Linked DNA regions of Homo sapiens: region 1 is linked to region 2. A link is a loop called in an ENCODE intact Hi-C map of the cell type or tissue named here. Cell type or tissue: heart right ventricle. All regions are shown on one strand. Each heading gives the region's core, and the rest is flanking DNA. Links, peaks and the distances in the headings are about the cores only. Region 1 overlaps COL6A3 (collagen type VI alpha 3 chain). Region 2 overlaps COL6A3 (collagen type VI alpha 3 chain).

Evidence for each region. Peaks named below come from ENCODE experiments on the same cell type or tissue, not always from the same donor. Only the 100,000 strongest peaks of a DNase experiment are listed, where the experiment ranks them.
Region 1: it touches region 2 in a loop (2.2-fold over the local background); 16 of 110 quality-filtered maps call a loop at or near these places.

What each region holds. Positions count from the first base shown.
Region 1 is chr2:237,321,473-237,324,383 of GRCh38, reverse strand. COL6A3 (collagen type VI alpha 3 chain) reads left to right here. Exons shown (of 44, transcript NM_004369.4): 44 at 1-366. Among named protein-coding and RNA genes, the nearest start is that of COL6A3, 91 kb to the left of the region's middle. In heart right ventricle, for the core only: a CTCF peak has its summit at 1,622 (motif pointing right); DNase peaks (open chromatin) are centred at 1,303, 1,583 and 2,433; H3K27ac peaks cover 2,143 bases.
Region 2 is chr2:237,408,896-237,411,806 of GRCh38, reverse strand. The region is part of intron 1 of COL6A3 (collagen type VI alpha 3 chain); the gene reads left to right. Among named protein-coding and RNA genes, the nearest start is that of COL6A3, 3.8 kb to the left of the region's middle. In heart right ventricle, for the core only: CTCF peaks have their summits at 1,389 and 1,590 (motif pointing right); no DNase peak of the experiment used is centred there; H3K4me3 peaks cover 2,500 bases; H3K27ac peaks cover 2,500 bases.

The DNA of each region.
Region 1 (2,911 bases), core at 215-2,714, 87 kb after region 2:
TTTCCCTTTTAGTTAAGCATGACTTTAGATGGGAAGCCTGTGTATCGTGGAGAAACAAGAGACCAACTTTTTCATTCCCTGCCCCCAATTTCCCAGACTAGATTTCAAGCTAATTTTCTTTTTCTGAAGCCTCTAACAAATGATCTAGTTCAGAAGGAAGCAAAATCCCTTAATCTATGTGCACCGTTGGGACCAATGCCTTAATTAAAGAATTTAAAAAAGTTGTAATAGAGAATATTTTTGGCATTCCTCTAATGTTGTGTGTTTTTTTTTTGTGTGTGCTGGAGGGAGGGGATTTAATTTTAATTTTAAAATGTTTAGGAAATTTATACAAAGAAACTTTTTAATAAAGTATATTGAAAGTTTCCTGGGTGTGACGTTCTTGGCAGTCTTGTTTCCATAGCAGCGATTGTCAGAATCACCCCTAGGCTGGGGAAACTGGGTTTGGTTCTGGCCCCATGGAGCTGTGCAACAGCCTTTCGTTTCCAGTGGAGGAGGCAAAAGAGCTTTATCAGCCAGTGTGCAAAGAGACCGGCTGGAGACAAGCATCCCCCGCTTTGTGGATTCAGCCCCACATGCTCCAGTGCTCCATGGCCGAGCGGAAGGTGTTCCTGCTGTTGGGTCCCGGCAGTGTTTCTGATTTTCAGAGTCAGGCTGGCTTCTATCTTTTCCTCTGACTCTTGGTTGGCCCTCAGAGCCTCAGCCTCCTCCTGTCTTCCTCTCCACAGTGATCCTTTCCCAGGGGGTTGATTTGCTTCCTCTCACAATGGCTGAGAGATTCAGTGTTGCCCCACGACCCCCAACCCCTTTTCTGGAGTCTCAAAGCACAAGGTCTTTCATTTTTTTGTTTTTCTTAAAGACTGTTTTTTTCTCTCTTCAGAAATAATACAAGAAACCAACAAATACATATTCAGGTGGCACTTGAGTTCCACTTACAAAGGAAACAACTTATTGGATAAAATACATATGTCCTGACAAGTGCTGAGGGTAGAATTACAGGAATCTTGGGTGTCAGCAGAAATGTTTTATGTAAAATCGGGATGAATTTGCCAGTTGGTCTATTGGGAAAGGAGAGAGGAGTGTGGCCCTCTTCAGAAGCGCCACTTAGTCCCCACAAGGTCGCCATGACCTCCTCCCCAGTCCTCTTCTATCTCGGCAGCTACCATGGGGTGCTCAGGTCAGTGTGCTCTGAGCTGTGACCCTTGGTGACCAACCCTGGGATCTGCCAGGCACCCAACACCAGCCTCTTGCAGGAACTTGCGGAGCAGAGAGCTGTGGGCCCAGCTCCCATAGCGGTGGGCTGAGTGCTCCACTTCCCAAGGGATCCCTGCCCCCGCCACCCCCATTGACTTGATCTGCTATGGACCTAAAATGAGCATCACAATCTGGTTTTACTTTTTGGGTTCCTCCGGAAGCAGCCCTTAGGACTAAGGATATGGGTGTGAGTAGTTTATTTGGGAGGTGAAGGAAGTCACTGAGTGGCTGAGAAGTGGGGAGTGAGACAAGCAAAGGGAGAGCACTGTTAAGAGGTGTATAGTCAGCGTCCACTGTGGGTGCCCAGAGCCCAATCCCTCGGGGAAACCCTGGGAGGTGCACCTGTGGCACTGCACCTCGTAGGCCAGCAGAGGGCTGAAGGAGTTTGGGTAGTCATACACCTGTTTCCACGGGTCACTGAGGCATTCATGCTCTGGTCCTCTTGGCTTGCAGGCACACTGGCAAAGGGGCCTTCTGTAGTGTAAGAAAATGTTCTTGGCAAAGACCTGCAGATACTCCCATGTGGAACTTGGGGGAGTAGTCAGGCCCAAGGTACAGGAGTAGGACACCAATATTTGTAACATACCTAGATGGTCTGCTCAAGGTGTGTTACAATAGACTGGGGCAGGGCCCATCACTAGGAGACTCACTTCCAAGGGCTCCAGAACCCTCTCTCCCTTTCCACCTCCTGTTGCCAGCATGCCCATCCCTGCCATTCTTGGTTCACTCTATCTATGCATTGCTTCTCTGTGTGTGTCCCTTGGCTGCTCAAGGTTGCTGGGACAATCACACCCACCATCTCACCTGACTCAGGAGAAGCAGGAAGTGATGTAAGTCCAGGTGAGTGGCTGGTTAAGCTGTGTGTGCTGCTAACTTAGGGTAAGGCAAGGTGCTCAGGTGGTGGATGGGCAGTTTCTCCCATTTATTCCCACAGAGCAAATAAAACAAAATCCTTTGTTACATTGTCTGTCCTAACTTAGGGTTCAGCAAAACATGATCTGAGCTGCAGGATTCCTGACCCCTTGACAGCTCGTGGATTTCTCTTCCCAAGACATTCTTCTGCCAGACTATGCCAAGGACTCTGTGTCCTTTCTTGAACCCTGACATGTCCCTGACCCTCATATCCACTCAGCTCTCTCTGGGGAAGCCTCCAGCCTGGCCCGTGGAAGGTGGCCTGCCAATAAAGAAAACCTGTTTTGGATTTTGTGACTAAGAAATAAACTTCTATTGAAGTAAGAGACTGAGGTCTTGGGCTGTTCTAGCAGCTGGTGTGACCGTAACGAACACAGCGCACCTTTATCCAGAAGCCTTTGTGGGTCAGGTGCTGTACTAGGTGTTTCACACACATCTTAGGTGGTGCCGTTCAGTAGCGGTCATTGTTCCAGTTTTAAAGATGATGAAACAGAGGGTCAGAGTGGTCCTTTTCACCCAGCTATGTTCTAATGGAGGATCTGGGCAAGTTATGGTGACCCAGAAGCCCTCTCAGAGTTCCAAGGTTGGCTCCTGTGGGACGCTCACTGCCATTCTCTAGATGTTTCTGGCTCTTTCTCTGGAAGTCAGATCTAAGCCATGTGTCTTTTCCCAGAACAAAGCATGCCCTCCACATGACCCTCCCCAAGACCTTCCGTCACTCTTTCTCAGACAGCAAGTCTCTATC
Region 2 (2,911 bases), core at 188-2,687:
GGCAAATGTCCAAACCTGGGGTCTGAATGATATTTTTGATACGAGGTAGGCACCTTTCTGAAAAATTGTCTTTACTTCACACTTCATTTTATTTCTAAAGCATTCAGGACTCAGCAAATTGCACTGACTTTATCATCAGTGCCTTTTGTGATTTCCTATCCTAGAACTTAATACGTCCCCGATGAGAAAGTAGGAAGAAGCTCCTCTCTTCAGTCGATTGTTGATTTATGGTTCCAATGAGGCTGCTCATCCTGACCTTAGTTTCAGGAACGGAACCCATAGACCTGGATGCCTAAAGCCAGCTTGAAACAAGACCGCCTTCTTTGGAAGCTTTGGAAGCTGGCAGTGACTTTTTGCCAGCGAGGTTTCATTTGTTTCCTTGCTCAGAGTGTTCAGACAACTGGATCAAGCGTAGTCTTCACCAGCGGTTGATATCACCTCCCACTTATATGTGAAATTCCATGTTTAGGACTTAAAATTCACCGGCAAGTCGTGAATACTATTGCGTGACACTTCCTTGCAGGCGCAGTAACAGCTTTAGCAAAAATTTTTATTTGAAAGTTCAGTTTTGTCACTGCTCTTTTTGGAAGAAGCTGAAAATCTGCTATCTCTTGGGGGAAGGATTGCAGGCGGTTTCCATCTGACAGGGATGTTGTGTACCAGGCAGCTTTTCCACCCTGACTTACGGGAGCAAACTTTTCATGGTGTCCTGGCTGCAGCAAGCAGGCAGTAAAAAACACATCACTGCTACATAAATAGCTGACGATTTGAGGAGGGACCTGACATTTAAAGAAAATCCTATTAGCTCTAGCTAAGAAAATGAAAGCCGCAAACCCTCCAAATTTTAAAGTGGGGGAGCTTTAAAGTTTCCTACTAATTCAGACAGCCATGAACTAGACAAGAATGGTTATCTTCATTCTCCCGTTTCTAGATACAGCTTCTCTGTTTCCACTGTAAAACTTCAGTGGAATTCAGTGTAAAAATTCAGTGCAAAGAAAGGACAATCCTATTCTTTAAATAAAACATGTTGCTTGCCCCCTCTAATGTGTGGTCATGAATGTCTTATTTCCAGGGAGTATTCCACAGGTCCTGATTTTGCAGAGATATTCCCTTCAACAATTCACTTTGTTAATTTTGAAAAATATAATTTTTAATACATTCTGGTCTTATAGTCCATTTTGGGAAAGAGATGAAATTTTGAGGGCTGGGCACTGTGGCTCATCTCTGTAATCCCAGCACTTTGGGAGGCTGAGGTGGGCGGATCGCTTGAGCCCAGGAGTTTGAGACAAGCCTGGGCAACATAGGGAGACCTTGTCTCTACAAAAGCGTTTTAAAAAATTAACCAGGCATGGTGGCATGTGCCTGTAATCTCAGCTACGAGGCTGAGTTGGGAGGATCACTTGAGCCTGGGAGGTTGAGGCTGCAGTGAGCCGTGACTATGCCACTGCACTTCAGCGCCTGGGCGACAGAACCAGACCCTGTTTCAGAAAAAAAAAAAAAAAAAAAGAAAAGAAATTTTGAGTTAGCACGTTCATCCTGGTCTGTTTTTGAAAAGGCAGTTTGGTTTTCTTTCCTCTAGAGGGAGGTGTATCTCTGCGAGCTTCAGAAAAATCTCTGAAGTGGTGCCTGGAGTCTCCCAGGGTGGAGTTTCAGGGTTTGTAGTAACTCAGTGATGACCATCTCAGCAGAGCTTGCGGGCAGTTTTAGGACTGATATTTCAATACATGATTGTCATTATTATATTTATTGTGGCTGTTCATAATAACGGAAGTGTACATACGTTAGAGCTTTGTTTTTCTTCTCTGCTCAGGTGTAAGTGTATTGAGATGAAATTGTGCCATCAAAGGAGGCATCTTTGTTCCCAAACAATTGCATTACAAGGGTATTCAGCAAATAAGACATTTTATAGGAAGCATTTTACCCATATCTAATTACAGAGGTTTAAATGAACAGTCGGGTGCTTGAGAACCAAAGTAGGTTTGCATATTCATGCCATTGCGTATCCCTGTAGAATTACCGGATTTTAGAACTGTAAGGGTGCTCGTGACATGTCCTTTGATACTTTCCCCTAATAATGGACAATGGGTTTTAACATACTTTTAAAAATTCACACAAGCTATGATTATGAATGTCTCGTCTTGAATATTTATTAATACAAATATATATTACTGACTCTCAGATTTATGTCTGTTCGCTTGAGATAACCAGCATTAAGACTCTGAGGGAGACAATTCTAGCTCAGAGCAAAACAAACAAACAAACAAACAAACAAAAAAAACAAAAACCTAACCCTTTGGTTGGTCTTTGTGTTCTCATGTTTACTTAAGTTTAACAAGACCTATTGTGCATCATGGCCTTGAGCCCTGAGGTTCAGGGAGGGGATATATCCCTAATGCTAAATGACGAGTTGATGGGTCCAGCACACCAACATGGCACATGTATACATATGTAACAAACCTGCATGTTGTGCACATGTACCCTAAAACTTAAAGTATAATAATAATAAAATAATAAAAAAAGAGAATACATTCTTGGGGAATATTAAAAAAATGACTAAGACATAGCCCCCTCTCTTCTGGTTGGCAAACATATAATTTCTGTTTGGCTAATTGAAATATCAAAAAAACTACTACCTTGGTGGATGGTTTCTCCACGCCCTTTATGCTTCAGATGAAGAAAGAGAGCTCAGAGAGGTATGCCCAGTGACAGGGCCACAGAGCTAGTAGCAGAATTGTCTGATGTTTCCAATATGCAGACATCTTGGAATCTGGACATTTCAAGGGGGACAAGCCTTTAAGAGTGTATTTTAGGGTGCCATGTGGAGAAAGGTACTCTTCCCATTCCCAGTCTTCCTTGGAGTAGCCTCTTTTAAGTTGATTCAGCAGAGGAGTAACTGTTGCTTAAAAAAATC